Regions from separate parts of the Mus musculus genome. Here regions 2 and 3 are each linked to region 1. Evidence: chromatin loops called from intact Hi-C (ENCODE). Cell type or tissue: gastrocnemius. All regions are shown on one strand. Each heading gives the region's core, and the rest is flanking DNA. Links, peaks and the distances in the headings are about the cores only. Region 1 holds the start of Casp8ap2 (caspase 8 associated protein 2). Region 2 holds the start of Pnrc1 (proline-rich nuclear receptor coactivator 1). Region 3 overlaps Map3k7 (mitogen-activated protein kinase kinase kinase 7).

Region 1 (10,999 bases), core at 1,334-9,333:
TAACTATATTTGCATGCTAGCCTGCTACGCTCTCCCTAGGCCCCTATCATCACATGGACAATCCTAACACCTCTCTACCTATTCCTCTCAATAGAACCTGGGTAACAGATTCTGCGATCACTTGAATTCAGGATAAATCTCCCCACTTTGAAATTCTTAGTCATGAGAAGAAATGTAGCCCAATTAGTAGAGTGCTTGCCTATCATACACAAAGCCTACCTATTATCCCAGCACTCAGAGGCAGACTCTGTGAAGTAGCACTCAACTACTTGAAGGCCAGCCTGGATACATAACACTCTGCCTCGAAGCAAAATCCTTAAACATATCTCTACAACTTTACAATCTCTTTGTCATATTTGCTTTATATATTTACAGATGGCAGGTATGAAATCAGCTATCTTTCAGGGCCATAATGAACTGATTTTTCAATCCTTTTTTTTTTTTTGGAGGGGTTTGGGGTTAAGACAGGATTTTTCTATGTAGCCCTGGCTGTTCTAGAACTCATTCTGTAGACCAGGCTGTCCTGGAATTTGAGATTCTCCTGACTCTGTCTCCTGAATGTCAGGATTAAAGGTATGTGCCACCACTGCCCATCTAATTTTTAAATAATTTAAATAACAGCACTGTAACCAACAGATACCAGTTAGACAACAGATGACTTGAAGGTAGGACTGAGTTTCATATACTCAATATATACTAATGAACACAAATACTTACTACAAAACAAGGCAACCTTCCCTGACCCCACCCCAAAAAAAGACTACAGGAGCCAGAAATTTTAAGTTCATAGTTTTGGGTTTTTTAAGATTTATTTATTTATTATATGTAAGTACACTGTAGTTATCTTCAGACACTCCAGAAGAGAGTGTCAGATCTCATTACAGATGGTTGTAAGCCACCATGTGGTTGCTGGAATTTGAACTCAGGACCTCTAGAAGAGCAGTTAGTGCTCTTAACCACTGAGCCATCTCTCTAGCCCCATAGTTTATTTTTATGATGACTCTATTGGTCTCACTCATGGCCTAGGTATTCTCATCTCCCATGGAAAAGTTCTATCTATTACAAGGTCAGTAACAAACTATAAATGCCTTTGGGCACTTACACAAATGTATGAATAATTTCCAAAGGCTATGAATTCAGATATTATCTTACCTTGACTTAATTACTCTAGCATAGACTTTCTCCTTGGACTAACTGCTGATGGAGGGAGGAGGAACATAGGATACAAGAGGGAAAAGACTGGTAAGGGTGACAGAATGCCTGTTGCCTTCAGGGTACTGGAGAGTTAAGAACTACTTATACAAAGATATAAAGCAATAGTCAGTAATACGACAAAAAAATAAAACAAATACATTCCTCTGAAACTACATATTCATGAAGTCCAGAATATTACCTATCAGCATCTGATCACCTGACATCTTTATTTTTATGAATAACACTCACACTCTAGACTACTGACATCACCTCTGTAACATCCATCTGTCCATTTGCCCTCATTTACTGCTGTTTCAATGTGCTTTAGGCCCTACTGTTGCTACCTAGTTTGCTAAATACATGCTACAAACAATTCTAATTCTTTCACAGAAGTACTGCCTGTAGCAATTCTTGCTCAAAACCTTCCCATAACCTGCCAACATCTAGTGAATTTTGCCCAAATTCCTTATTTTGATTTAAACTGGTACCTTTCTAGCCACCTTTATTATTTACTATTTCCAAAATTCCAAAATTCTGAAGATTCTGTTTGTAGACATTTTCTGATACCATCTCACCAGATCTACTCTGTACCAAGTCTACTATGAGTTCACATATTTAAATGAGTCCAGATATGAAATGTTCATAGTTTAAAATGTGTGAAAGCAAGATCAGAATGTGAGGTTTTAGAGAACCAAGAAACAGTTTATATGTTTAAGATACTTGAACTCTCTCCCATAGCAACTGGAGAGATCACTAAAATTCTAAAGCAGAGGCTAATCAAATTCACATTGCAGATGCTAGTAGCCAGGAGCTAGACAGCAAAGATCATCCAACACTGGCATACACATCTCGTCTCAGCAGCTGCAAGGCTGAATCAGGAACCAACGTGAGATCCTATCTCAAAACAAGCATAAGAAAACTGTGCAAGACAAATAAGGAGTCATGAATTTAGCAAAAGACAAAGTCTAGCTCTGAGGGATTTCCGTGGGAAAGCTGTTGTATTTTATGCAAACCTATTCAAATGTCCACTCATTGATTTGAAATTTCCTTTATAACAAAACCTGAGCTGTCCTTAGAATACATATATATTATATATACAATATAAAATATAAAAATATTTATAATATATATTATTTATGTATTATATGTATTTGTATTTGTTTATTGTGTTTGTACAGATGGAGGTCAGAAGAAAACTTGGGGGAATTTATTTTCTCCTTCTACTATGTGTGTCAACCTCAGTCAGCTTGTCAGGTTTGGCATCAGCTACTGGCTAAGCTATCCCACCCACCCTGAGCTGTCTTCAGAACAGCAATCTAACCGTGCTCCTGCTGTGCTTAACCACCTTTGGGTGCTCCTTGCTGATCAGGACAATGAACACACTTGCTAACAGTTCTGCAGAGGTCTTGCATGCCAGTCCTGTACCACTGAACCAGTGTTATTCTGTTCATGGTTCTTCTCCAACCCCCAGCAGCCTACGCAGATCACATGAGTAGCTCTATGAGCACACTTGTTCTCTCCCGGTCAGCAACTCTGAAAAGTGCAGACTGTCTGCTCAATACTCTACCATTATTTAACTGTTATTTTGGCCAAAGTAATGTCCCCTAGGCACAATGTCGTCCCACTAGGTAAGGACCTCTGATATGTTCTTCTTTGGGTTTTAGGGAGCATATGGGTGAGAGCATTGAGACAGGGCTCTCCATGTAGCCCTGGCCATGCAGGAGGTCAATCTGTACACAAGGCAGTGTGCAAACCTAGAGTTCACTTGCCTCTGCCTCCTCAGTTCTGGGACCAAGGGTGTGCGCCACTTCACCTCACATTGTTCTATATCTTTATACCACTGTGTCCTTTCCCTAGAGGACTTCTTTCCACAGTTCAACTGTTGCAGAATATTTATCACACTGCAAACCCAGGATCTTGTTATTTACCTTTTTTTTTTTTTTTTTTTTTTTTGGTTTTTCGAGAGAGGGTTTCTCTGTATAGCCCTGGCTATCCTGGAACTCACTTTGTAGACCAGGCTGACCTCGAACTCAGAAATCCGCCTGCCTCTGCCTCCCAAGTGTTGGGATTAAAGGCGTGCGCCACCACGCCGGCTCTTGGTATTTACTGAAAAGCTCTGTTTCTAGTTGTGTGTCTTGGCCCTTAGCACACACCTTAATTCTTCTGGCTGGAATACAGACAGGCCCTCAGTACACTCCTGTAATTCCAAAAATGAAGGTAGAGTTTGTAAAAGGAAGCACCCATGTTTGAAAGCGGTGTCCAATTGAGTGGCAAAGTGCTGAATCAGAGAAAGATTTGACAGAACAGAGTATGCTCAACTCTCACAAGAGTAGAGAGGAAAGGGAAGCTACTAAAAGAGCAGTGCAGAGAGAAAAAAAGTAAAAAAGGAGAGAAAGCAGCTTTACTGGGACAGGTGTACAGAGACAGGTTGCAGAGAGAGAGAGAGAGAGAGAGAGAGAGAGAGCGAGAGAAAGAACAAGCTAGACACAGGAAGACAGAACAAGCCAGACAGGTCAGAAAGAATGAGAAAAGATGAGCTTACTCAGCAATAAGTCTCAGAGGCTGAAAACACTCCAGGACTAGATTAGATTGTACAGCAGCTAGAAGCTTTCAGGACTCAGGCAGTAAGCTTCGGAAATGACAATTACATCAGGTGATTAAAGTTACATTTAAATTCAACTCTACATTCCCGTGGGATTTGAGAAAACACGTCCACCTTGCTGACAGTACAGGCCCAGGTTGGACAAGGGTCATCTGTTTTGTTCCCCACCATCATCAGCTCTTAGCACTGTCTGGCATAGCGGTTAGTAGTTAGTAAGTAATAAAATAATTTGTTAAGCTAATGAAATGCCAAATTAGTTAAAGATGATTCCGAAATTTCTACCTCTGATAAGGTGGAAGGCATTCTTTTAATGGTAATGGAGAAATAAAGAAGACCCGGTGAATCACTTGTACAACAATCAGGTGAAAATGTCGGTCTGGGTTAGAAATAGAGTTGGATCCCTAACAGATTTTTCTTAAAAGAAAAGGAGAGTTAAGATGATTTGGGGCTCATTAGCATCATGGTGACAGGTATATTAAAAAAAAAATTACAAGTCAGTGAGTCTCCCAGGGTGGGAAGATAGGAGAAGAAAGAGAGAGAGAGAATATGAAAGGTAGAGGAGTGAGAGAGATCTTTCTATACTTCTTCTCATCTCCCATCTGAGTTACTACTGAGAGGAGTGGTACACCTTTGAAACATGCAGAGGCCAAGTTTTAAAAACCAAGAAGCTAATGATTGATTAATAACAGCTGCTGGGCTAGGAAGGTTGCTCAGTAGTGTGCAGTCCTCACAGCTTTGAAAAGGCCAGTCCCTAGCACCAAAATGTTCTTTAAAAATTTTACAGGTTGATAACCATTATCTGGAAGGATAAACAGCTTCAACAGATTCATAAGCAAATGCATAGAGAAAGGGGTCATCTAATCTTTTCTGAAAGCAGTATGAAGTTCAAATTTTTCAATACACAAAAGCATACATTTGTAGAAGGAAAACAACCAGGCAAAAGCTAAGAGGCAAATCTCACTCTAGGTTCTGAGGATGAGACAGGCATGAAAAGCAGCATACATTACACAAGTCAAGTATTGATATAAGTGCGCTAAGTACTCCTTTAAATTATCCTGAAGCTCCTATCAAGTCTATATTATTCCTTATCCCGTCTAAATAGATGAGGAACCTAACAGAGCCAATTAGAAAATCTGCTGCAGCCAACAGCTAGAAAGTGGAGAGCTGGGATAAATTCCAGTCAGATGTCAAAAATCAAAAACACCCCTTAAAACATAAATCTCTGGACATATCCCGTAAGATGGCAGGAAATACTATGGAAAAAAAATAATTTGGGGTATGGTAACAGAGCCAAGAAGTCTTGCCTAGTGGCCTAGTCCCTTCCAAGGCGGGGTTGAAGCTCATAGGAGAAAGGCCTTCAGCGAGAAGTTTGGTGTTGGTGTGGCGAGAAAAGACCGCCAAGAGGATCCTTGAAGCACTAATGCTTCCTGAGAATTCTACATTCCCATGTCAGGGATGGTTCGAGGCGCTGCGGAGAGCACATAAACAACTTCTTCTCTCAAGCTTTCAGCTTGGGAAACTGCCCCTGTCACTGATCGCCCGACCCTCGGGACAGCCCCTTCTCCACACTCACCGAGAGCTCGGCAGTAGGGACTTGGGAGACACGGGTGGGGGAGGGGAGGGGCGCGCTGTAGACCCGGCGATGTTCCGGGTGCTCGCCCCAGCGCCCCCCGAGACGCTCCGAGGGGCGCTCCCCGAGGACGGCAGCTGGCTCCTCGAGGCCCAGCCAGGCACAACCCTTCGCCCAGAGCGTAAGCCATCCCAGGCGGCACCCCGCTGCCTCTCCCCAGCAGCCCCGCGACAGGCCCTCAGGAACTTACCCGGCCGGCCAGCCCCGCACAGCGGCCGCTGTCCGGACGCCAGGCGCTCCGCCGTCTCCACCAATCGCAGCTCACGGTAAGGACGCCAGGGCGGGACCGAGCGCCGACAACCAATTAGATAAGACGCAAAGCACGTCTCGGCGCACACAGCCAGTTCCCGCCATTGAAGGCGGAAAAAAAGATTCCAGTTGGCGCCAAACTCTGGTACTTACTCTTCTGTGGCTCCGAAGGGAAGTGGGCGGGCCGTGACCTCAGTGACAACGGGGCGGGGTTTCTCCGCGGAAAAGACGTCACCAGAGCGGAAGTGGGGCGGGTCTGGGAGACGCTAATGAAAGGGAAAGTAAAGGTGGAGGCTCCTAGCTGTTTTGGCTGAGAGCAAGTGGAGAAGGCTTGAGGTCTTTAGTGTATAAATTGTGTCAGCTGCGCGCTAGACAGCGCTAAGATCTGACCTTTAAGATGCCATCCTGGATGGTGAACGTAGCGTAGAATTACTAATTCAGCGGGATAGAAGAAGGTTTTTGTTTTTGTTTTTCCGTATTAAACTTTTTTATGTAAAGCCGGGCGTGGTGGCGCACGCCTTTAATCCCAGCACTTGGGAGGCAGAGGCAGGTGGATTTCAGAGTTCGAGGCCAGCCTGGTCTACAGAGTGAGTTCCAGGACAGCCAGTGCTACACAGAGAAACCCTGTCACGAAAAACCAAACCAAAAAAAAAAAAAATATATATATATATATATATATATACATATATATATACAATAAATTATTTTTATCGTTTTTCCCCTACCCGAACGCATCTCTGATCCCACCTCCTTACCCACCGAACTTCATGTTCTCTTTCTCAAAAAAAGAAAGAAAAAAGGAAAAAGAAACAAAAAAGAAACCAGTAAGAAAAAACAAACAAAGCCAAGACAATACAAAACGAAACAAAAAGCTCAGACACAAAAACATGGAATTCAATTTATATTGGTCAACTACTCCTGGGTATTGTCCCTTCCCCAAAGTCTGGCTGATAGACCAGTGCCACTCTACTAAAGAAAACTGCTGTCTCCTTTCTCTGCAGGTTGAATTCAACTGCAAATACCTCCTCAGGCTTGAACCCCAACGGGTCTTATGAGGGTTATCGGCCTCTGCATTCATATATTTATTAGTCCTGTTGTGTCTGTTCCTTGGATGACACAGTTCTTGGAGTCATCCGCCACCTCTGGCTGTTGAGAGTCTCTCTGCCTCCTTTTGGGTAATGGGTCCCTGATCCTTGAGGCAAAGGGTTTGATGAAGGCGTCCCATTTAGGGCTAAGTGCTCCAAAGATTCACTCTCTGCCCATTGTTAGTTGCTTCCTACTGTAAGAAGTTTCTCTGATGAGTCTTGAATAATGCAGTGATTTAGGGGTATAGCGCTATGTCGTGATGAGTATTTTATTGGCCTTTGCAGAATCATAGTAGTAGTTTTACCTCTAGGCTTATGAACTATCTAGTCTCAGGTTCTTGGCCATTTGAGCAGTGTCAGATATGGTCTCACTGAGCAGACCTTAAATCCACACAGAAAATGGTTTGTTATTCCTATAGCATGCACGTCACTATTGCACCAATATGTGCAGGGACCCATGGCGTTGACCTGGCATAGATGCCTTGAGAGTCATGCAGCATAGGTTTCTCAGTTTAGAGTCCATGGCTCCTGAAGCACGATGCGCCTTCCCATTCCTGAGAGACCAAATGCTTCAGGCAGTGAAGTACTCAGTACTCTTTGTGTTTCTATGTATGGTCGCTCAGAAGCCAAAGAAACATGGAAGGAAGCTTGACAGAAAAATTGGTCTTAGCATTAATTTTGTATACCCTTTATAGTTTGCAGACATCATTGTACCCTGGCAACAGCAACTGTATTGAGTCTGGTAATTGCCATTAAATTCTGTTTCTGATAAAGGCGTAAAATGTCTAATTACTCTCAAAATTGCCACAGTTTCTCCCACTAGCCTAGTTTGATTTCTAACAGCCGTTTCTACCCTGGCCCGGTCAGTAAATGAAGGAACATACAAATATGTCTTGCAGGCATTCCTGTTGTAAATGGCAGGGTCTATGGCTGGGTAATATTGATGATCACCCTTCACCTCCAGGAACATCCAGAATACCTTTCCAGCACCGTACTAGTCAGCAGTGGTGAAGGTTCTAGTTGGGCACCAGCTTAACTTTCCCATGTTCTTAAATATCACCTCACAGTATTTTCACCTCATAGTGGTAGAGAATGAGTTCATGGCGTATGCGAAGCACGTGATCTACCACGGAGCGACACCTATCTCAGGACTCCTCCAAATAAAAATGTATCCACAGTCCTTAGATGAAAGTATACATTTGACTATTCATTGAATAATGTATCATATGCCGGGCATGGTGGCGCACACCTTTAATCCCAGCACTTGGGAGGCAGAGGCAGGCGGACTTCTGAGTTCGAGGCCAGCCTGGTCTACAGAGTGAGTTCCAGGACAGCCAGGGCTATACAGAGAAACCCTGTCTCGAAAAACCAAAAAAAAAAAAAAAAATGTATCATATGACTGGGGTGATGGCTTTGCAAGTAAAAGTGCTTTCCACATAAGTGTGAAATTCAGATCTCCAGAGCCCATGTAACTGCTGGGTATCCAGGTCCATCTGTAATTTCAGTGTTCAAGAGGAAGAGACAGGGGATATCCCTGGAGCAAGGTGGCTAGCTAGAGCTCTGAATTCAAGTGAGAGACTCTGCTTCAATATATAAGGTAGAGAGCCATCAAAGAAGATAACTAATGTCAATCTCTGGCCTCTACATGCACATATATATATATATGTACCTGCATGCATATGTGTCCGTGTGTATGCAAACATGAATATGCATACATTGTGTTCACCACACATACATTGAAAAATCTATTTTGGGTATTTTTTTGTTTTCAATTTATTTGTTTTTATTTTATATACATGAGTATTTTGCTTGCATGCATTTCAGTCCACTATATACCAAGTGCTGTGGAGGCCAGAAGAGAGAGCTGCTGCCCCCTACTCCCCGGAAATGGTATTATGGATGGTATCATGAAGGTGCTGGGAACTGAACTCAGATGCTGTGCCAAAGCAGCAAGTGCTCTTAATTGCCGACCCTTCTCTCAGTCTCTTTCATCTCCCCCACAATCCCCAGTTCTCACAAAATAGATTCTCACATAGTCCAGGCTGCCTTCAAAGTTATGATGTAGTTGAACATGCTCTTCAACTCCTAACTCTTGGAGAATATTCTGTGTTAGATCTCTCTCTCTCTCTCTCTCTCTCTCTCTCTCTCTCTCTCTCTCTCTCTCTCTCTCTCTCCTTCCCTTCTTCCCTCCCTTTCTTCCTTATTTCCTCCTCTCCTTCTTCTTTGGTTCTTGGGACAGGGTCTTCCTATGCAGTCCAAGCTGCCTTCAACTCACTCAGTTGCCTAGCCTGGCCTCAAACCTGCAATCTTTCTGCCACAGCCTCTCGCGTGCTGGGATTACAGATATGCATCACCACACCCAGCTTTTCAATTATTTTGTATACATGGAAATGTAAATTATGTGAATTTAGCATGGTTGCTTAATTAGATCCCTTATTGGTAGGTACATTGACAAATGCAAATAATATGATAATAACAACTCATCTCACAGATGTCATTTCTTCATTTTTAAAACAGATCTTACTTCAAGTTAAAAACAGCAGGTCACTGGTCATCTACAGTGTGTAAGTAGGTGTGTCCCAGCAGTCCATCTGACTTCACGTTGGCAGCAGCCTTTTCTCTGAGGCCTTCACTGAGGCCCGGCACCTTTGGGAGCCTGAGCTGGAGCTGAAGCTGGGCCTTAGCTGGAGCTGCAGCCTCTGTCTTGGTTTGACCCCTGGGCTTTGGATGTCAGAGCCTATGGTCCTTGGCCGTGTAGCTTCAAATCCAGTTCCCAAGCTTGGGGTGAGCAGGGAACACCCGGCTTAACCACCGATGGCCTCTGCTTGTCCACTCGTTGTGTTTTCAGTGTTGGTATCTTCCTCGGGCCTTGCTGTTGTGCTTCTTGGCAAAGTGCATGTTCCTCAGGAACTTGGGGTCAACTCCTTAAGAGACTTGTGTGTTTGTAACTGTGCCATTTTGGGGATTGGTTGTGTGTGGTGTGGTTCTTGGACCTGGCCATGTCTGCATGGTAAACTGAGGTTTCCACAGCACTGGAGACCAGATAAGCCAAATCATTTCTTAGCCAAATCATCTCTTAATTCTGGGCTTGCATAGGACAAGACTATTACTAAGTTCCAGAGCAAGAGATTACAGTGTGTTAGCAGGTCACGTCTTGGGGTTCAGGGAGAAACTGGCTAAAGATGGCATGAAAGGAGTGCTTTGTTTATGAAGCTACAGTATATCATAAATAGGAGATTGTCTTGATTCTGTTTCAAAAAATTTACAAAATCTATAAAACTAACATTTTTCTAGAACATTTTTACAGGCAAAAATTAGGCTGTAATTTCATGCTTCATAAAACTGCCTTTGATCAAATGCCAGAAGTGATGTTCTGGTGACAGGTTTGAAAGACAAATGTTATGAAGTGCTGTAGTATTCATGCTAGCACATTTTAAAGAGGACACTTTGTAAAACGAGTGATTGTATCTCCCCAGGAGTGTGGTAATTCTGAAGTGAAATGTGTTTTCCCTCAGGACTGAAGTATGAAAGAGCTTAATAAACCCTTACTGGGAACATTTGCTCTGTTTCTTGTCTTTATACTTTGTCCATGAAACAGAGATTTTTTTTAAAATTTATTTTCTTGTCACGAGTGTTGGTCTGCCTCTCTCTCTCTCTCTCTCTCTGTCTCTCTCTGTCTCTCTCTCTCTCTTGGTGTGTGTGTGTGTGTGTGTGTGTGTGTGTGTGTGTGTGTATGTGTGTGTGTGTGTGTGTGTGTGTGTGTGTGTGTAACATGTGCATGCCTATTGCTGTAGAGACCAGAAGAGTATGTCAGAATCCTTGTGGGTACTGGGAACCACATCCAGTTTCTCTTCAAGAGCAGCTAGTGCCCTTAACAGCTAAGCCCTCCCTAAAGTAAAGATTTCTTTCTTTCTTTCTTTCTTTCTTTCTTTCTTTCTTTCTTTCTTTCTTTCTTTCTTTCTTTCTTCCTTCCTTCCTTCCTTCCTTCCTTCCTCTCTCTCTCTCTCTCTCTCTCTCTCTCTCTCTCTCTCTCTCTCTCTTTCTTTCTATCCTATTTTCTCTCTTTTCTTTTTTGGAAGTAAAGGTTTTTGACATGAAACAAGATTGTTGATTTAGAAAAGAACCAGATATTTATAATTTATCTATTGAACTTCAGTTGTAAGGTACTTTCAATGGTTTCCTAGTGTCTTTGGGCAACATGTAATCTTGGAACCTTCTTTTTCTATCTTCATTAATAGA
Region 2 (10,999 bases), core at 1,829-9,828, 630 kb before region 1:
TCATTAGAGCTCATTACAGCTAGGATCTTGAATGTCCCCCCAGAGACCTGTGTGTTGAAGGATTGGTCCTCAGCCTATGGTGCTATTGGGAAGTGGAATCTCTAGGGGTAGGGCCCTAGTCGAAAGAAGGCAGATTATGGGGGCAAGCTCTTAAGGTGGTAATGTCCCCCCCCCCTCCGGCTTCTGCTGACATGTATTCTTGCTCTGATGCTTTGTGCCACCATAGGTGACCAGGGACTGAAACCATGAGCCAAATGAACCTTTCTTCTGTACAGGAGTGTTTTCTCTGAGCATGTTTTGTCACCATGACAAGAGTTAACACAAAGGAGCTCCTGCTGCTGTTTCCATGCCTTACAATTCCTTTTGTTACTATTCAGCCTTCAGTGACCCAGCTGGGCATGGTAGAGTATACCTATAATGACAGCAGTTGGGAGGCTGAGGCAGGAGGATCATGAGTTTGAGGCCAGCTTGGACTATATAGTGAATTCTAGGCCAGCTGGGGCTTCATAAAGAGACCTGTCTTTTAAAAAATGAGAAGAGAGAGAGAGAGAGACAGAGACACAGACACAGACACAGACAGATGGACTCTGATTATAGACTTTGTATAAAAAGTATGAATTGTTAACCTAGTGGGAGCCACAAAAGAATGAATAATTTGACTAGGCTTAGAGAACCAGGACATTGTGACTCAGAGAACTTTATAGTTAAAGAACAGGAGAAGTAAAGGAAATATAGTCAGGTATGGTGGTGTGCCAGAATGCCAGCACTTGGAGGGCTGACACTGGAGGATTAAACATTCCAGGGTCAGCCTGAGCTAGACTGTTTCAAAAACCATAGGTCGGTATAGAGATCTGATAGTAGTGAGATCTCATATCAAACAAGAAAATATTAGCATCAATATTTAAATCAATCACGTTGTACACCTGCACATATTAAGAATAACTGTAACACACTAACTTACTAGTTAAGCTAAGCTCTAGCTGTTCTCTCCTGAATCTCAGTGATAATTACATCATTTTAGATACTGCATTTGTAGCACTGAGTCATCACCAATACTGAAACTTGACTTGGCAGAATGCCGACATGAGCAGTTCCTTCGGGGTCCCTTGAAGGAGGCTTCATTTGGTCTTTAGCTCTATAAGACACTTTGTTGGTCTCTCTTTGGGTTCAGTTGGACTTACGTTGTTGTTTAAGACAGGGTCTCATATACCCAGGCTGGTATTGAACTCATTACGAAGCCAAGGATGACCTAGAACTCGTGATTCTCCTGCTTGCTTTTATCTCCCAAGTGGCTAGGCATGTGCCACAATACCCAGCTCTTGTGGGTTTTTTTTTAAATGATACAACAGAAAATTTATTAATTTACTAGTTTATGTTTTACTTATTGCAATTGGTGGGGGAGGGGTCTTCATGTCATGCTGCAACTGTGTAGGTCAGAGAGCAACTTGGTGGCATGGCTTGTCTCCTACCTTTACATGCTATGCCAGGGATTGAACTCAAGTTGTTAGGGTTGCAGCAGCAGGCAGCAGGTACCTTCGACCACCAAGCCATCTCGCTGGCCCTGGTTTTGTTTTCTGAGTTACTTTTCTCCAAGGTTTAGGTAATGGGGAGAAACGATTGAACTGAATATTCTAATACCAGGAAAATAAAGTTGCTTCATTTTAATTTCTTTCTGTGGCAGGAGAGATTGAGTCCAGGCAACTACTTTACTACTTAAATCAGTGGTTCTCAACCTCCCTAATGCTTCAGTCCCTTAATACAATTCCTCATGTTGTGGTTACCCCAGCCATAAAGTTATTTTTGTTGCTACTTCATAACTGTAATTTTGATAGTTATGAACTGAATGTAAATATGTTTTCCAGTGATCTTTGGTGACCCCTGTGAAAGGGCCATTTGACACGTGTGCACATGCGTGCATACACACACACACACACACACACACCAAAGGGGTTGCTACCCATAGGTTGAATGCCGCTGACTCAAATCCTCAGTCATGGTTTCATACGTTTGAAACAGGTTCTCCTAGAGTACAAGCTGGCTGTAAACTTGCTGCTCGCTCAGACTGACTAAAACCTCTTGACAGAAAGTTCAGGTGTCCAGTAGTTGTTCAGTCCACAAGGCTGGATGTCTCCGTTGGCCCTCAGTGTATGCTGGAATCTTAAGAAGTCGGCTCCAGTGCCAGCGAAGGAATGGACTTGCTAGCAAGGTGAGAGCAAGCAGGCAGAAAGCAGAGGCTTCTCCCTCCTTGGCTACTCTTGGTTGTCAACTTGACTTCATCTGGAAGGAACTAAACTGCAAGACTGGAGGCGCCCCTGTGAGGGATCTAGCCTAGCGTTTCTTCTTGCTCTTCTTCATCAGCTGTGGCTACGTACTCTCCTCACGGGTTGCTGAATCAAATTCAATTCACAGGGCGGAAGACTTGCTTGCTGAGTTTTATTTCCGCTTTTTGGAAATGGTGTCATTCTTTAGCACTGTCTGACTTGGAACCTTATGTGCAGATCGGCTTAGTCTCAAACTTTCAGGGCATCTCCTGGCTTTGCCTCCAAAGGACTACACGAAGTCCCCACAGCTGACTATCAAAGATGGGAATTAAAGGCTTTGTAAGCTCTTTTCCAGTTTTGGATTCCCATTCATCCAACGGACATGATCACCTACCATGAACTGTTACAAACATAAAAATCAGTCAAGTCTACAGAGATAAAGCCCAGCAATTAATCATGATGAAATATATATAAAGTTATCACTCTGTATAGTTAGGTATTACTCTGTATAGTCAGCATGATCAACCTTGCTATCAGTAATTAAATATTTTAGGCACCATTTGCTACTACCTAGCTTAAGAGTTATTGGGAACAGCCCTATAAGACTAAGAGAGAGTAAGGCTGTGGCTTCCTAAAATTGTCAATCAACTGTCATCTAGGGATGATGGCTCGGACCCCTAATGCCAGCATTTGGGAAGTGGAGACAGTAGGATCAAGAGTTCAAGGTCATACGTGGCTATATAGTAAGCTCCAAGCTAGTTAGGCCCTCGAAGAAATAAGATGAAAACAAACCCAATAACGAAGTATGACAGACAACACAGTTGATAACCATCAGAGCTGTGCTTTGTGGTGTTTATTTTTGTTGTTGTTTTGGATCTTTTCAAGACACTATGTAGATCTAGATGTTCCATTCACTGCTGTTCAGACTGGCCTCGAGTTCTCAGAGATGCACTTGCCGCTGTCTCCTGAGTACTGGGATTAAAGTCATGTGCCACCAAGCCATCTGTGCTTCTAAGGGAGGAAGTGCCTATCTCAGCACTGAGGCCAGCCTTTCCAGCATGATGGCTCACACTTTTAAGCCCACCAACAGGAAGGCAAAGGCAGGAAGATCTCCATGAGTTCAAGGCTAGTCTGGTTTCTGGTTTACATTGTGAATTCCAGGCCAGGGAAGACTATATAGCAAGACCCTGTGTAAGATTAAAAACATTTGTTTTTTACTTATTGTTACTAGACATTTTGAGGAGTCACCTTTGGGTGTCACACACTACCAGGGAAATTGAAGCTCTCACTCAGGGTTCTTAGTCTCACTAATAAGGTAGTTTAGAACAGAAGCTCAAGGAGTTTATTAGTTTTGTTTTTTTCCCAAGACTGTAAGGCAGGCATGGTGTAAATCTCAGCAGCTGTCTGGAGAGAAAAGATGGAGAAGAGGGAGAGAAAAACGTCTTTTTGTAAGGGGCCACAAGGAGAAAGGGGTTAGACAGCTTCAGAGGAAAGTGAACAATCCCAGAGTGCCCGGGAAAGCATTCCGGAGTCCAGAATCTGAAAGTAAAAGAGATGAAAAGGAAGTTACCAAAAGGTCATTTTTCTACTCTGGCAAGTGGTGGGTTCCAAACTTTGACTAGGAGATAGCTGTCTCTTGATGAGCCTCAACAGAGTCCCGATCAAGGGAACTGCATGCAACGACTACCACTTCAGAAGTGCTCACCCTGACATCATTTACAAGAAGGGCTGAAATCGCCCGGCTTGGTAGCGCATGCCTTTAATCCCAGCACTTGGGAGGCAGAGGCAGGCGGATTTTTGAGTTTGAGGCCAGCCTGGTCTACAAAGTGAGTTCCAGGACAGCCAGGGCTATACAGAGAAACCCTGTCTCAAAAAAAAAAAAAAAAAAAAAAGGTCTGAACTGAAATCAGGAATGGATATTCCTGACTTTCACCATCATCTGTTCACTATCAAAGAATCAATGTACTGGGAGTGGCTGTGTAGAAAGAAGTAAGATGTCAGGGCTCCCTTCTGGGATCTCTAGCCTGAGAACAAAGACATTCCCTACTGCTGGCCAAAGACAATGGAACTATTCCCTGCCTCTAACCTCCTAGCTCATTCCCATCTTCTGTTCTCCTCACAGTGTGTGTGTGTCTATGTGTGTGTGTGTGTGTGTGTGTGTGTGTAGTGGAAGCAGGTTTGCGGCAGAATGTGTTTGGAAGTCAGAGGGCCACTTTGTGGTTTTGGCTGTCTTTCATTTTTAGGTGGCTTACAGGGATGGGACTCAGGCTGCTAGGCTTATATAGCAAGCATTTTAATTACTCACTGATCCATCTAGATGCCCTGCTCTTTTTATTATGAGGCAGAGTCTCATTAAATTCCCTACACTAGAAATTTCCCATCCTCTACTTCTGCCTCTCCAGGAGCTAGTGTTACAGGTCTTGACCTTGCCATACCTAGACCAGAGTTCAGATTCTTCTGTTAATTTTTTAATGATTTGTGTCTAATTCTTTAGTCTCTTGTATGCCTTACTGTAAAATGATTAAAAAAAAATTATTGGACAATGGTGACATGGGCCTTTAATCCCAGCACTAGGGAGGCAGAGACTGGTGTATCTCTGTGTTCGAGGCCAGCCTGGTCTACAGATCGAGTACAGAGTACAGCCTGGGCTACACAAAGAGTAACGCCATCTCGAAGAAAGAAAAAAGAGGAAACTAAATAAATAAAGCCCCAATCATTAAAGAAGTATGTTTCAAACAAGATGAATTACAGAAATTGGTTCTGAGGTCCTATTTGGTAACTGGTGTCTACAGTTCTTTTCTGTATTAAACTGTGAGTAGAGAATTCTGTTAACCCAGTTAGCTAGCAACTGTAGCAGAGCTGTTTTCTCTGGGTGGGACAAAGGCCAATTGGTTGGCAGCAGCATCAAGTTTCAGGGGCAATGTGAGATCTCAAGAGACTCCCAGAGATCTTTAGCTATAAAGGCAGTAAAAAATTAAAGGCCCATTTTCGGCATTATAGAGTACTTCTGATGAGCTGAAGAATCCTTCAGTAAACCCTTTTTTATTTTCACCACCAGGGTTAATTGGCAGCGTCGGAAAACCGAATGAGAAACCACATAGCCAAATTTCACTGTAGGTTAAATGGAGGCAGATCTTCACCAGTGCTGTAAATCCTTAGTGAAATAAATCCTTAGTGTTCTCCGAAATCTCTTAAAATTTTTATGTAGGGCTGAAATCGAAAACCTACAAAGCAGTCCTTTCTGGAGGTCAGAAGCTTCCTAGTTCCTCCACCGCCTCTCTCCTCCTCCTCCCCTGCCCCACCCCCAGGCTACCCCAAAGGATCGCTGCCAGGGAGGTGAGGCAGAAGTCGAACTTCATTGTTCACGGGACACTCTCGGTAAGAGCCCGTTGGGCGCGCCTGCGCAACGTGCGCTCTTTGTGAAGGGCTGCAGCAGGCTGCTTGTTTGTGTCTTGCCTCGGGGCGCGGAGGCGGGACCGAGGGAGTGGCCTGGCAGGCGCACGCGGATTGGGCCGCCGCAGGGAGGTGGGCGGGCACGGGGCGGGGCCTCGGGTAACAACACTGGCCGCGGTGGCCAGCGCTATTTGTTGCTGCGCCGCCTCGCCCGAGTCATGGTCCTTGCTCCGAACCTTCCAGCAGCAGCCTCCGCCGCCGCCCCGTGACTCCTGCTCCCCGCCTTTCTGCCGAGTCCCCGCGCCATGACCGTCGTCTCCGTCCCACAGCGAGATCTCGCTCTGAGCGGCCGCTTAGCGCCGCTCGGGTTCCTCGGGGCCCTCCCGATGGTGAACCCGGCCCCGCCGCCCTTGCCGCGCCTTCCGGACCCGCGCGCGCTGCCACCCACCCTCTTCCTGCCGCACTTCCTCGGGGGGGACGGGCCGTGCCTGGCGCCCGCGCCTCGCACCACCGCGCCGTCCGGCTGCACCTTGGCCCCGGCGGCTGCCCCGCGGGCGGCGCCCAAGAAGCGGCGGAAGAAAAAGGTGCGGGCCAGCCCGGCCGGGCAGCTGCCCAGCCGCTTCCACCAGTTCCAGCAGCACCGGCCGAGCCTGGAGGGTGGTCGCAGCCCGGCGCCGGGGCCAATCGTCGCGCAGGAGGAGCGAGGTCTGGCGGCCACTGCCCTGCTCCACAGACAGCCCCCACTCGCGAAGGAGGTAGGGCCGGTGGGGGCGGGGCGGCTGTTTACTCGGGAGGGAAGTTTCCGTGACGCTCGCTCGAGTGGTGGGGCGGAAGCGGGAGGGGGGCTGGGCGGCTGCGCTGGCGCCGCCCATTGGCTCCGGAGCCAGCCAATGGGAGCGGCGGCTACGGCCCAGCAACAGCCTGCATTTAGAAGCTTGGCGGCGCTCCAGGGGGTTTCGGCGTTCGGGGCTCAGGGACCTGCGGAGGGCTGACGTCAGCCCGCTACGTGCAGCGCTCTGGGGCGCTCATGAAGGCGGTGCTGGGTGGGGGCGGAGGCGCAGGCGCAGGCGCGGTGCCCAGTGGGGCACCGGGCGGGCGGGACCCACGCACAGCCAGATCCGCTGAGTCGGACTGCTGTTGGGAAGTTGGCAGGAGTCTCCGTCTGATGCCCGACGCGAAGGTGTCCCGGGCCCTGTGCAGGCCGGCACGAGCTTGCCTCGCTGGAGGGGGCTTCTAAGCAGCGCCCTGAATGAGTTTTTAGAAGTTATAAAATGGACTCCTCGGTTAACGGATCTGGATAACTGGGATACAGTTTTGTCGAGGCTAAAGGATTTGAGAGTTGTCTTAGCATGAAAAACAAAAGCCGAAACCACCTTTTTCATACAGCTTGAAGAATTCTTTGTTGGTAGTGACACGAAAAGCAGCCATTGTACTGAAATTGTACTTGATCAAGATGTGCCCATGAAGAGGAATAAGAATTTAGATCCTGAAGTGGTTTTTTGTTTGGTTTGGTTTGGTTTTTAGTTTTTCAGACAGGCACTTGCATTAGCTTAGAACTCACTGTACATTGGAGAAGATTCTATTTTTCAGAGGCAGTTTTGAACGGGAAAGACAGTATGACCTTGTACTTGGGTCTCAGTTTTTGTGTCCTTACTATATCATGCAAGCATCAGAGGGGCAGTGATCTAAGGGTGTTTTCATTTGGTGCACATTTCTGTAGATTATGCTGGGAAAGTTACTACAGTGCAAAAGTTTGTGGCCTGTTAGGATTCGGGCTGTAGCCCCGGCTGGCCTGGAATTTACCTTTCTGCTTCTGCCTTACAGACCTTTTGGCTGAGCTTAGAAGGTCGTCCATGAAGTTGCTGAATCTGAAAGGCAGACGGGAACTTTTTTTCTAACCTATAGAGGACACTTGTTCCTTACTGTTGTTTACAGTTAGAAAAGATGGACATTGAGTTTTTTTTAAGTGATATTTTTCTGAATGTAAGTTTGATATATGCTATAATTAACAGCATCAATTCAATAGCAACATAAGAGGCGTGCACATTTGAACATCCAGTAGTAAGCACATCCCACACATAACGTATTTATTTAAAACCGGATTAAATTCTAGAGGACTTTAAAAGCAAGTTTGTAAAATATATGTAAAGATAACTTTTATCTTGAAAATTGCTCACTTTTGTGTTCCTTTGTAGGTTTTAAAATCAAAGATGGGAAAATCGGAGAAAATTGCCCTTCCCCACAGCCAGCTTGTGCATGGTATACACTTGTGTGAACAACCAAAGATAAACAGACAGAAAAGCAAATACAACTTGCCACTAACCAAGATCACCTCTGCAAAAAGGAATGAAAGTGACTTTTGGCAGGATTCTGCTTCCTCCGATCGAATGCAGAAGCAGGAAAAAAAGTCTTTTAAAAATACTGAGAACATTAAAAGTAACCATTTGAAGAAATCAGCATTTCTAACAGAAGTGAGCCAAAAGGAAAATTACGCCGGAGCAAAGTTCAGTGACCCACCTTCCCCTAGTGTCCTCCCAAAGCCTCCGAGTCACTGGATGGGAAGTACCGCCGAGAACCCCAGCCAGAGCCGGGAGCTGATGGCAGTGCACTTGAAAACGCTCCTCAAGGTGCAGACCTAGGCTTGCGTCTGCAGTGTGTGGTAAACATCGATTTCCCCAGACCTTTGGACTCGAAAGGAAACGGATACAGCAGTGAAAACTTGCCCTGTTGCAGCATCCGACACAATGAGCTTAAGTCACACAAGCAGCTTGTATTATATTTTATATTTTGTAAATACTGTATACCATGTATTATGTGTACATTGTTCATACTTGAGAGGACATTATAGTTTTGTTATGAAAGTATGTATTTTGCCCTGCAGCTGTGGTGGTGTTTTGTATATATACAGTGGAGATAGTCTAAGTGGGTGCTAAGGCACATGGAAGACTGTTTATTTGCACAGGTACCGAAATTTTTTTAAGAACAGCTGTCAAATCTCAAAAGTGAAGATGTAACTGTGAACAATTTCCTTATGTACTACTGAAGGTGAAATTCGGCACAATCACTGTAATCATGGAGTCTGTGTTGCTCTAAATTGACAACTTGACTTTTAATCTGCAATTCCTAGAAAGCTTCCCGTTTTTACCAAACTTCATTTCTGGATATTGGTATATTGCCATTATGGAGATTTAAAACACCTCTAATTTTAAATACCAACAAAATTGGTTGTAATCAAATTTTAAATCAATAATAATAATTTGGCCTCCCCCCTTTTAAGGTAGTCTTGGCTTTTTGTGTGTGCCTGCTGTCTGAATGAGTGTGTAAGCAGGTGACTGTGTCATTGGACTTGGAACATTTGTTGTCTTCGTGTCTTTGACTATGCTAAAATAACAACCTTGCTACAAAATTTAATAACTTAACCTACCTCTGAGAGAAAGAATTTCCCATCTTGGAAATAGAAATGTGAACAAAAGTGAAGCTGGTTGTTATAAATATGAAAATTAATTATGACAGTATCTTGAGCTCACTCAGCTCTGGAGTTGAAATAACCTAGAACTTCTGCTTTCGCTCCAGTGTGGGGGTTACTGGTGTACACCACCACCCCGGGGCATCAGAGGTACTGGGGATCAAACAGGGCTCTGGGCATGCTAGGCAAGCAAGCACTGTGCCAGTAGACTGTATCTCTAGCTCTAGAATACACAATTCCTCATTTTTATTTTGAAGTAATTATTTTGGAGTTTCTCAGGCTGTCCTTCATCTTGTCTCATGATCCAAGCAGGGCTGGAACTTTTAATCTGTTTGACTGAGGAATTGGGATCACAGGCAAACTCTCACCTCACTTAGAATTTCCTTTTGTATGAACTGTTAATGCTTGGCTTCCAGTATGTGCGTGTGAGTGCAATGCTCATGGAGGCTGGAGGGATCAGATCTCTGGAGCTCTAGTTACAGGTCTCTGTGGGCTGGGAACTGAACTCCCAAAGGTATCTTTCCCTTTCATTTTTCAGTGAAAGAAAATACTTTTGTTATAGGAATGGGGAAGCCGCCTCAGAGGGTAAGGAAGCCTGAGCTTGATCCCTGCAACCCATCGTAGAAATAATCAAAAAATGTAATAGTCTGTGTGTGTGAGACTTCCAGGGGAGAAATTTAAGAGCTCTTTCTCTGGGGGCTTTGGTTCTGATACCCAAAGCTAAGGCTTAAAAACATTTTAGCACTCAGTAGATAACACAACTCGGTGGGTAAAGGCAGGTGGCACCAGCTTGAAGTCCTGGAAATGACAAGGTAGACAAGTAGATGCAAGTTGTCCTGGGACCTCTCAGGCACCACCCTCCACTAAAACATTGGAGGGGTTGGGGGAGATGGCTTTGCAAGCATGAGGACCTAAACTTGCATCCCTAGCCACTGAGCCTGTAATCTGGGAGCAGGGAAGGGAAAGACAAAAACATTGCAAGGCTCACTCACCAGCCAGCCAGCCAGCCAGCCAGCCAGCCAGCCAGCCAGCCCAGCCCAGCCCAGCAAGCACTTAAGCCGCAGGTCTTGGATGCTGTGATGAATCAGCAGGTGTAGGAGAGAACCGGAAAGTTTTCTGGCTGTGCACTTGGCTGTGGTATACCACCCACTACATACGCACACACAGTAGTAAAGTAGGGAGCCACAGAGTAAGATACACACATGGGGGAGTCACCACACAATGTTTTGAGTTTAGCTTAGCGATGCATACTTAACCTGTGTCTCAGTACTGGTATAAGTTGGAAACAGTATCAGAAGTTAAAGATTATTCTTGTTTCAAAAAAAGGTCATGGTAGCACTTTTGTGATTCCAGCCCTATCAAAACTCTGAAGACAAAGATAGTGTGATCCCTTTAGAGCTGGTACCTTGTAGGAGACTCTTAGACACCTTTTGCCAACCTCAGGACAGTCTTGGTCCCCCCAGACCACAGTTTGTGGCAGCTCATCTTTAGGAGATTTTCCACTGTCCCAATGCCCTCAGGAGGTACTCCCCTGTCCCAGTGACGCAGTTTTCTCTTAATAATGCTGGCTAATCGCAGCTGATTTATTTAGCTCCAACAGACCAGAGGCCACAGATTCTTAACCCCGAGTGTCACTCAGTGCTTCCATAGAGTCTGTCTCTGGGAAACTTAAGCCTCTCTCGCCTGACTTCCCTCAAAGGTAGGGTGTAGGGCTAGGCATGTTGACCACCACTTTTAATCCCAGTACTAGGAAGACGGAGGCAGGCAAATCTCTGTGGGTTCAGGCTACCCAGGCCCTGTCTGGAAACAAACTCCCAAATTGCTTTTGGTCATGCTTTTTGACACAACAAAGATGAGCCCTAAATTTTAATGCTGAGAA
Region 3 (10,999 bases), core at 1,491-9,490, 630 kb after region 1:
GGCAACAAAAGGAAAATTTAAAAAAATTTTTTAACATAGGGGTAAATAATCATGTTTTTAAAAGATCTACCTTTATTTTATTTATGTTGCCCACCTGTGTGTGTATATGCACGTGTGAGGTGTGTCTGGAGACCAGAGAAGAGCTTTTGTGAGTCTGGTCTCTTTTTCCAACATAAGGGTCCTAGGGATTCGCCTTAGGTCCTCAGGCTGAAGGGATCTCACTGGCCTAAATGATTATTTAAATATATATAGGGCTCCTATGCCATCTAAGTTTTTATTTAAAAAGGTGTTTTTTATTCATCTATGAATTTACCTCCATAAGATATAAAAGCATTTGCCAATTGATATACTGAATCGGGTATAAAACAGCTTGTAGACCTTCCTCTTAATAAACTAGCAGCAGAGCTAACTAGCTGTCTGAGTAGTTTGGGTTCTGGCAAGGTGCACTAAAAAAAATAAATAAATAAAATAAAAACTGGCAAGCCTGGCCTGGCTTCACCTTTCTGCTCTGCAGTTAGGGTAACACTGTGCAGCTGCCTGCCCACGGCTCCCCATAGCCAAGCTGGACAGGGAGGGAGGGAAGTTTCAAATAGTTATATCCTCTACTAAAACAGACCCAAGTGTAGCTTATCTCTCACGTCCAACAGAAGAACAGGGAAATGTGGAGGTAGTGTTCTCCCTTCTGTTATTTTCCTTTCACCTGATTCTTATTGCTGGAGATGTGAAGTTATGTTTGCAAATTGGTTTTTGTGTGGCAATCTACAGTTTTCTCTCCATCTCCCTGGGTACAGCATGAGAGGTATTTGTTCATATCCTATGCAAATTGGAGCAAGAAGCATTTAAAAGTACCGGGATCATGAATCCAGTTCCACAGCCGTTACACCAACACAGGTGGTCTATGGTACCTGATATGACGATCTCAGGGACATCCAGAATGTTGCCAAATGAAGCGGTTTTACGGTGGCCCCGTTTAGGCTTGGAATAGGCTGAAAAAACACACATGTACAGTATACATGCAAACAACCACACACAGTAACACAGGAAATGACTGCACAACAGAACAGTTCTGAAATAGTTGTGTGAATCCATCTCATGCAAAAAAAAAGGGCATGCAGAACTATCTAACTCTTCGTCCATGCTTAGGGAGGCGACGTTAAAGAGCAAAGAGTTTCAGAAGTTTTACACACTGGTTTTAATTAGCAGGAAAAAAACCCAACAACAAATAGAGAGAGACAAAGCTGCAGGACACTGAAGAAGCTAAATTTCCGATGTGTTCTTAGAAATAGTGTACCTAAGTAAAATCAGTGGTATGAGGTGACGGGAGGGACGGCAGGACAGGAGGTGCAGGAGTTAGTAAGACAAGCTGCCATGTTTGTGCTTACGACACAAACAGGAGCAGGAAGATCCTAAGTTAGGTGCGTCCTGGAGTGTGCTATAAATCAAATTCCGTGATTATCAACAGTCATCATACCAAAGCATTAAAACATATTTCCCTAAGTTTATCTACAGTGTTTCTAATAAACTGAATATTTATTACAATTTTAAACGTTTAGAGTATATAACTGTTAAACAGGAAGACTGTCAAAAGCTGGAATATGAACCTTTCAAAGTAAGATAATTCATTAAAAATTCAAATTATTTAAAATTCAAAGGATGTATTGTCTTACATTTAGGTAGAGAGGACAAACTAATTTTATGTATGATTATCCTTAAACTGGAAAAATGTCATTCTTATAATATGTAATTACAAATCTGTATCTGATTAGAAAAACAGGCTTAGCAAAATCCTAAACTATTATGAAAACATTACTTCCCCTTTCAGGGCAGAATCAACATTATGTGTGTATTCTGGATGATAACTGAACTGAAGTGGACCCCCAACAATGCTGGCAGTATGTCTCTGTCTACAGACATCTGTGCTTCATGGAGACCAGCAGACCAGTGATGGGCACTGACCTCTACTGAACCTGACGTTTTCTGAGGATTTATCTCAGGTGGAGACAGCTATTTCCCCACTCATTTCTAGTCTTTTCTTCTCCTTAGCATGGGCTCTGACTTTACTAATGCAGCAATTTCAGCTATGGCTCAGACCCCTTGTGGAATGAGTGTGGAAGCTGCAGAAATTGGTTTCAAAAGCTTTCCCCCCTTCTGTTTCCTTTTCTTTCCTGCTACCTGAGCAGTGAAGTGACGGCTTGAGCTGTCACAACCATTTTGGACCACACGGTAACCTTGAGGATAGAAGTTAAACAACAGAGATTGTGACACAGAGATAGAAAACCAGTGCCTAAAGACCACAAGGCAAATCTAGACTTGTCTCTGTGGGCTCAATAGCTTAGTGTTTAAACACTGTCTCTTCAGACAGTCCTTCCTATCTAAAGGCTTTTAGTGCAGGTTGATAAATCAGTGACTGTGATTAGTTTAGACAAGTACAGTACAGTTCATCTGGATGCCACTCTCTACAAAGAGAACACACACAATCAGAACATTTTACTTAGAAAACATCTCCGTTTACATTTTTTTTAAAACTCTGTATATATAATTAAAAGATATGCAGATACATCGAAACTATCCCCCGAAGAGGAGAATTTATCAAGTTTTTACTGTTATTTGTTTTACACTTTTACATGCTCCAATACAATGCTCATTTTTACAATTCACTCTTGTCTAACCTTGGAAGATCAGAAATAACAAAATAAGACTCAAATTAAATTGGCACCACTAAAGTGAAACCCGGTTTAAAAAAGGTGCTGGTTCACCAGGTGACAAAATGCCATTCTTTTTAATTCTGGCTACGTTGTCTATTGTACATTTTAAGAGCTGACAAAATGAAATTTAAACACTATCAAAGCCAACGTCTGATGAAACTACTACTATTGATTCTATCATCAGATAAGCAAACAGCTAGCTGGGCGACTCTGGCCGCTGGCAGGAAGAGCAGGACAACAGCTCCTGGGGCACAATTTCCTGCCAATCATGTTTCGTTTCTTGGGCTCAGCATAAAAACACTGGAATTACTCAGCCATAGAAAATACTCTGGTATTGGTGAAAGTTTGATTTCTGAAGCTTGTTTATGTTTGAGGAGAAATATATTTGATATATTTGTTACATTTGAAAGTCTGTAACTAGGAAGTGTATTTTATAATCCAAATACATTTTAAGCCATACTTGTCTATTTAAAATTTGAACCAAAACCTTTACTGCTGAAAGCTTAGAAAACACCGTGAACCCACCATCTGTTTTTAGAAAGCAGATATAAGACACGACCCATCGGCCCTATTGAATACAACCGCGAGTACCATGTAAAACCATAGGCATTTTCTCTTTGGGCTTGCAGCCCCTTTACCTGCAGTCGCCACGATCCTGGCTTCTATTTCAGACATGTCAGCACTCATCCTCTTGCCCTCGGAAGTGGGGGGCAAGCTCTCCACACTGCTCCCACGAGAGGCTCCCAAGCTCAGGCGTCCAGATTCACTCTGTTAGGATTACAGGTCAATCTCAGTTACTGAGGATCTTTTCCTGTAGAGATCCTGGGCAGCCCAGGATGAAGATGGCAAGTGGCTTTTCATGCTGATGGTGCTGTTCTGAAGCAGGGAACCTTATAACGGAGGGACCTAGTAAAGCACAGCAGGCTCAGATATACACGGCTCAAAGCAATCACTTATTACCAACAACAGCCGTAATACAACCAACCTAACAGGATGACAGCCTTGTGAGAACTTAACTGGTCCATAGAACCTAAATACATTTCACACTGTTTGTAGGACCCTTAGTTAGAGATGGGTCACAGGGAGGAAGGGGCAGGGCTAACAACAGCAACAGACAGGAGAAAGGAAAACAAGTTGTTTGGTAAAAAATGACAGCAAAATTTCATGTCTCTTACCACAAGCTTATTTGTCTGGTACAGAAAGAAAACTCAGGATTGTTACATATCAGAAGATTGCAAATAATCTATAACTTTAGTATAATGTTGTGACTACTAGTAAAGAAAACATACAATTTTACTTTTAATAACAAACCTGTTGCTTTGCCTGGTTTTTCAAAAGTTTTGACTCCAAGCGTTTAATAGTGTCGTTTGTGGCAGGAACCTGTTCCATATTTGTGTCACTTTTATTACTGGTATTTGTAGAAGCAATGTCCATGAATGAGCCTAGAAAAGCAGACACATTTCAGACTACAGGCTGGGAATAATATGAATGCCTTATTCAATAGTGGACAAGACATATGTAAAAATAAGACTTCTACACCAGTGAAAACACACTGAGCAACCCATTTTAAATCAAAGTTACAGACAGCACAATAAAAAGCCAACCAGTCTTCTACATAGCCGTAAATAACAATAACCCAAGGGATTAAGCCTGAAGTAGAACTGAGGGTTATTCGCTGAGATGGCAAGCCTGGACGATGAGTGAGTTTGACGGAAGAACCAGAACTCAGTTTAGAAAGTATTGTGTCTGTCCCTATCAGACATCAGGCTCTGATCTCTGAGGATGGAATTCAGGTATAACATGAAAACAGATGCTCTTTCTCTTCCAGTCCCAGGCACTCAGGAGGTGTGGGTTACTGTGCAGACACAGCCAAGTCCAAGAACCACACCACACACAACCAATCCCCAAAATGGCAGAGTTACAGACACACAAATCTCTTAAGGAGTTGACCCCAAGTTCCTGAGGAACACGCACTTTGCCAAGAAGCACAACAGCAAGGCCTGAGGAAGATGCAGACACTGTAAATGCAACGAGTGGATGAGCAGAGGCCATCAAGGCCGTGTGAAGCCTAAGATGGTTAAGCCGGGTGTGCCAGAGGCCTCACCGCAACCTCAGCCGCCTGGCTTTCCCTGCTCACCCCAAGCTTGGGAACTGGATTTGAAGCTACACGGCCAAGGACCATAGGCTCTGACAACCAAAGCCCAGGGGTCAAACCAAGACAGAGGCTGCAGCTCCAGCTAAGGCCCAGCTTCAGCTCCAGCTCAGGCTCCCAAAGGTGCCGGGCCCCAGTGAAGGCCTCAGAGAAAAGGCTGCTGCCAACGTGAAGTCAGATGGACTGCTGGGACACACCTACTCACACACTGTCTGCAGATGACCAGTGACCTATACTGTTTTTACAAGTAAACTTGAAGTAAGATCTGTTTAAAAAGATAGAGAGATAAAAGCAAACGAAGAGGTATTTGAAGAGGTAACCAAGGACATGGAGATTAATGGCTGAACCCTTGGCACTCCAGTACTTAGAACTCAGGAACAACTAGCAAAACAAAACCAAGACCCAGTCAGGAACAAGCTAAGGATGGTCTCCAACAGGCCAGTTTCTTGTGTAAGTCTCTTTAGAAAAAAACCAAACCAAACCAAACCAAACCAAACCAAACCCCAAAAAAGCAGAACAGAGCTAGTAAAGGAATCCAACGTTCACAATAACCTACAGTAGTTTGGGCCAGCAGTGCCCACAGAGAAACAGTTGGGTGTGGGGCATGTATCTTAGTCAGAGAACTCCTAAGGTTTTTGAGGCAGGACTATGTATGAATTTAATGGATGCTATCTTGAATCATACAGTGAGTTCTGGGCTAGCCTGAATACAAAGTGAGACCTTATCACAAATAGATGAAACTAAGAAACAATGTAAGAGCAGCATTCACAGCAATATAATATTCATCTTTTAGACTTAACTAAACAGTAACAGCAGCCACAGAAGCTTAACCTCAGGGCCTTCATAGAGCAAGGCCCCTGGAAACTTAAACTGCAGTGAGTCCTGAGAAATGAGGAACTAAGATGCAAACAGACATCATTCCTTTCTTCATGACAAATGTCATGGGACGGAGGGAATCCTGCGGCTGCTCTGACTCCATCTGCTTACCTGTGCTGGTGGCTGAGTTGCTCTGCCCTTCATCAGAGTACTGACAAGGATACTGTAACGGCTCATCCGCTCCTGGGAAGTACTGTATAAAAGCAAATCACAATTTAAAATGCCTTTAGTACAGAGCAGAGCCTGTTACATGACATGAGTTCAAGAGCATCTGCATCACTGTTGTAGTTTCGGGTGCACCCGAGGTGGATGCAGCTCAGTTTCCCCTCAGGCATGTACTGACAGTGGAGCAGCGTCTGTTTTTTGATCAAAGATGATGATGTGTGCTCCTTTTGGAAAATTTAGCAGCAGACAATGTCATGTGCCCACACAAGCACTGAGATAACAGCAAAGAGAAGCTCTCTAGGGGAATAGCAGGGTCATTGTTTATAGTGTACCAGACTTGCAAGAGTGACATATATTGTCAAACTGTTGCAAAGACTATTAGTCTGACAACTGAGAATGAATACTTCTGAGTCAGCTTTAGAACTCAGATTTTAAACATTAAGAACATACCTTATGGAAGCCCTCTTAAGAACTGGGGACATAATACTAAAATATTTACTGAACAATGAAGTTTTTTTTTCCAAATTAGACATGATGGAACAGTTATCATTTTACTTATACAGCTTAAAGTTTAGGTGTATAAACTTAAGTCAAAGTTACCACTTATAGCTCTTGTTGGAAAAAAAATCTATTTTCAATAAAAGAAAAAAGAAATCTAAAATATTTGAAATAATTCTAAAGTGTTTAGATTTGTAGAGTAGGGAATTTGGTTATCTAAAAGATTTCCTAAATTAGGATTCTATAAGGCCTAGAAAAAAAAGTATAGTTTTTATTGGCATCTGAAAACACACAACAAAAAGTCCAAACAGCAAAAATTAACACTCCTCAGTTACATGTCTCTTGAGATACAGTACACTGTATAAGTGAATGTATTTTGATGAAAATCTGACAAGCTGAGTTTAGTTCAGCATGTTATCAATCACATATATTTGTAGGCACTGTAAAGCTTTAGACACCCTCTCCCAGCCTCTCTTATAGGCTCTGTCCTTGGCACAAACATTAGTATACGACAGCAAGCCCGACACCTAGTCTAAGTCTCTTGCCATTAGAGAGAGCTAGATACGGTCTTACAGTAATGCTCTCTCTTCTAACTATGTGAGTAATAGACGCCTACTCTAACTTGAGTAACACTGGAAAATAGAATACAAGAAACTGTTGCCATTCCTTCACTTTACACGCCCACTAAAAGCTGGCATATATTAAATTCCCCCTACCCAAAGCCCCTCAAAAGAAGGATTATACCCGCATCAAGTGAGTCATTATTTTCACAATTTCCTCCATTGAAGGGCGCTGAGATGGGTCCTTAGACCAACAGCGTGTCATCAAGCTCTCAATGGGCTTAGGTAAATTTTTGATCAGTGGTGGTCGAGTGCCTATAATTGAAAATTAGAGAAAGAAAAGAATTAGCTACCTAAAGAGCAGTACAAGATTTTTAAAGTTTACTTCTAACAATATTGGAATTAGCATTTTCATCTTTTAGTTTACCATTTGTTGTTTGTTTGTATGCATGCATCTTTCTCTATTTGTTGTATCTATTTTTTTTTTCCACAAAGGGCAAACTACAGGATAACTTATACTGCAGTCTGTAGCACATGGTGATAATAACAGTAAGAACTAAGACTGTTTTACTTGGGCTAACTGCACACCTTTAACCCTAGAACTTATGAGGCAGAGGCTGGTGAAGCCATAGGTCTCGTTCAGCCAGGACTGACAGTGAAACTATCTCAAATATTCTTTCAACAAGCAGCAAAGGCTATGCATTGAGAAAAAACAGTAGCTGACTTGAGGAAAGATGAATTTTTAGACTACAAAATTTTCAAATGTGTTTGAAAAAAAATCTTCCATCTATACAAAGTGGCCAACCAGTGTCACACTCACTGACTCCCCTCAGCTGTGGTGTCACACTGACTTTTCCCAGCTGTGGTGTCACACTCCTTCTCTTCCCTCAATCATGTTGTTTGCACTCTGACTCCCCTCAGCTGTGGTGTCACACTCACTGACTCCCCTCACCTGTGGTGTCACACTCACTGACTCCCCTCAGCTGTGGTGTCACACTCACTGACTTCCTCAGCTGTGGTGTCACACTCACTGACTCCCCTCAGCTGTGGTGTCACACTCACTGACTTCCTCAGCTGTGGTGTCACACTCACTGACTTCCCCAGCTGTGGTGTCACACTCACTGACTTCCCCAGCTGTGGTGTCACACTCACTGACTCTCCTCAGCTGTGGTGTCACACTCACTGACTTCCTCAGCTGTGGTGTCACACTCACTGACTCCCCTCAGCTGTGGTGTCACACTCACTGACTTCCTCAGCTGTGGTGTCACACTCACTGACTTCCCCAGCTGTGGTGTCACACTCACTGACTCTCCTCAGCTGTGGTGTCACACTCACTGACTCCCCTCAGCTGTGGTGTCACACTCACTGACTTCCTCAGCTGTGGTGTCACACTCACTGACTTCCCCAGCTGTGGTGTCACACTCACTGACTTCCTCAGCTGTGGTGTCACACTCACTGACTCTCCTCAGCTGTGGTGTCACACTCACTGATTCCCCTCAGCTGTGGTGTCACACTCACTGATTCCCCTCAGCTGTGGTGTCACACTCACTGACTTCCTCAGCTGTGGTGTCACACTCACTGACTTCCCCAGCTGTGGTGTCACACTCACTGACTTCCCCAGCTGTGTTGTAACACTCACTGACTTCCCCAGCTGTGGTGTCACACTCACTGACTCCTCTCTGCTGTGGTGTCACACTCACTGACTTCCCCAGCTGTGGTGTCACACTCACTGACTCCTCTCTGCTGTGGTGTCACACTCACTGACTTCCCCAGCTGTGGTGTCACACTCACTGACTTCCTCAGCTGTGGTGTCACACTCACTGACTTCCCCAGCTGTGGTGTCACACTCACTGACTTCTCCAGCTGTGGTGTCACACTCACTGACTCCTCTCTGCTGTGGTGTCACACTCACTGACTTCCCCAGCTGTGGTGTCACACTCACTGACTCCTCTCTGCTGTGGTGTCACACTCACTAGTTGCAGTTACCACTTCACAAGCTGAAAACAACTGTCTTAGAGTTTTTAAAGCCTGTGGTGGTCTTACTAAGTCTCCCACTCCAGGGTAGCTTCAGATACATTACAATCTTTGTAGTTTATTCAATTAACAAGCTAGTTCTTTTACTCTGTGCTTCACTGACAATCCTTTACTGAAAACTGATAGAGGAAGCACACTGTCTTGGTCAAGGCTCTTATAGTTTTTATACCAACACTACAGGATGTAACACTAAAGTTGGTAGAGGAGACTGACAAAGCAGCTAAGATGACTTTGATGGCGTTTTGGTTTGGCCAGTCTACAAACGCTCTGAAGAGTTAGTGTTTGTTCTTTGATCACCTGAGGACGAGTATACAAACATATACTCATCAGAGTGATTAGAGGCACATGAAGTAACATGGCACTGCAGTTCCTTCACTGAGACTTTCCCAGAGAAACTGTGAAGTGCCTATTAGTGAAGAAGACATCCTAACTCACATTTACAGACAGAAGCATCACTGGAAGTATGTGACCAGAGACATAAGAACTGAGCCCATGAAGTCACTATGATGAAAAGAGCACTTCCTTGAGTCAGAAGGGCCTGAATTTGGGTGGTAGCTCCATCACTGTCTCCTTGTGATATTAGTGTATGTAAGTATGGTTGAGAATATAAATACCACACATGTGAAACACTGTATGCTGTGCCTTTTGGAGCTTAAGTCACAACTCTTACCAGTAGCTTTGCTTTCTCTCTTGATGAGAGAGAGACTTGTTTCCTATGAAAGCTCCCCAACTATAGACAGGTGGGAATCAATACGAGCCTTTCTTTCTGTACTTTTCCCCCAGTGTTTCTCTATCTCTGAGACAGACTGTGGCATTGACCAAGTACTGCTGTGTCTTTCCCTAAGCAGTGCAGCTGCCAGTCTTGGCCCTGTGTGGAGGAGTCTAAGTTCTCCCCACAGGACCCAGAGACAGATACAGAAAGGAAGGTGGTCTGGTAACAAATTTTAACTGTACTTCAGTATCAGATACACATGGTCTCTGAGGAAGAGGATGGGAGTAGTTTTCCAAAGATGAAATATACAAAGTCTATTAAAGAAGAATTTCTTTTGACAAACCATTATGAACAGCCCACATGATTCTGAAAGCTGGGCCACCGATCTCATCGAAGGGTTTCCGGCGTGTTATCACTTCCCAGAGGATAATACCCCAGCTGAAGACATCACACTTTTCACTGTAATTGCTACCTACAAAAAAGGCAGGGTCATCTTGAGACCGGGTCCACAGGAATTACAGAACAACCAGTTTTATAAATTTTAAAAGAATGGGAATTTTGGAGAAGAGACTGCCACATACACACAGTTAAACAATTACTTTCTTTAATACTGTCAACAAATATTTTTTACTAAGTTAAATAAATATTAATAATATACTCAAAATCTATGTGAGAAAGTCAGTTATTGCCTACTTTTTCAACAAGATGCACTGGTCTTCCTGCTTCTCTGTATAGATTAATCCATACACATATAGGCACAGTTTGAACACCCATATATTTCTTTCTGTAATTTCTCAACTTGTTTTTTAGAAGAAGGTATTTTATTTTTATTTTTGTGTATTAATGATGTTTTTTCCTATGTATGTCTCTGTACCATGTATAGCAATGCCTGTGGAGGTCAGAAGAAGTCATTGGGCACCAGGAATCTGGAGTTACAGACCTTTGTGAGCCTCCAGGTGGGGGCTGGGGTTTGAGTCTGGATCCTCTGTAAAAGTAGCAGTGTTCTTTTTTTTTTTTTTTTTTTTTTTTAAATGACGCCAAGGGGATGTGCTTTTATTTCTTTTTTTTTTTCCTCTTTCCATTTTTTATTAGGTATTTAGCTCATTTACATTTCCAATGCTATACCAAAAGTCCCCCATACCCACCCACCCCCACTCCCCTACCCGCCCACTCCCCCTTTTTGGCCCTGGCGTTCCCCTGTTCTGGGGCATATAAAGTTTGTGTGTCCAATGGGCCTCTCTTTCCAGTGATGGCCGACTAGGCCATCTTTTGATACATATGCAGCTAAAGTCAAGAG

The links. Hi-C counts contacts between places; a loop is a spot of excess contacts. Peaks named below come from ENCODE experiments on the same cell type or tissue, not always from the same donor. Only the 100,000 strongest peaks of a DNase experiment are listed, where the experiment ranks them.
Region 2: it touches region 1 in a loop (3-fold over the local background); 2 of 42 quality-filtered maps call a loop at or near these places.
Region 3: it touches region 1 in a loop (6-fold over the local background); 5 of 42 quality-filtered maps call a loop at or near these places.

Annotation. Positions count from the first base shown.
Region 1 is chr4:32,610,110-32,621,108 of GRCm38, reverse strand. Casp8ap2 (caspase 8 associated protein 2) reads right to left here and starts at 5,639. Exons shown (of 11, transcript NM_001122978.2): 1 at 5,617-5,639. In gastrocnemius, for the core only: no CTCF peak of the experiment used is centred there; a DNase peak (open chromatin) is centred at 5,789; H3K4me3 peaks cover 1,801 bases; H3K27ac peaks cover 1,589 bases.
Region 2 is chr4:33,243,358-33,254,356 of GRCm38, reverse strand. It overlaps Pnrc1 (proline-rich nuclear receptor coactivator 1), which reads left to right and starts at 5,570. Exons shown (of 2, transcript NM_001033225.2): 1 at 5,570-6,409; 2 at 7,850-8,934. The coding sequence starts at 5,960. The coding sequence ends at 8,293. In gastrocnemius, for the core only: a CTCF peak has its summit at 5,325; DNase peaks (open chromatin) are centred at 5,161, 5,749, 6,530 and 8,244; H3K4me3 peaks cover 4,870 bases; H3K27ac peaks cover 4,461 bases.
Region 3 is chr4:31,984,861-31,995,859 of GRCm38, reverse strand. It overlaps Map3k7 (mitogen-activated protein kinase kinase kinase 7), which reads right to left. Exons shown (of 16, transcript NM_172688.3): 7 at 10,046-10,174; 8 at 7,141-7,271; 9 at 5,845-5,926; 10 at 4,017-4,147; 11 at 3,344-3,473. Among named protein-coding and RNA genes, the nearest start is that of Map3k7, 26 kb to the right of the region's middle. In gastrocnemius, for the core only: no CTCF peak of the experiment used is centred there; a DNase peak (open chromatin) is centred at 4,816.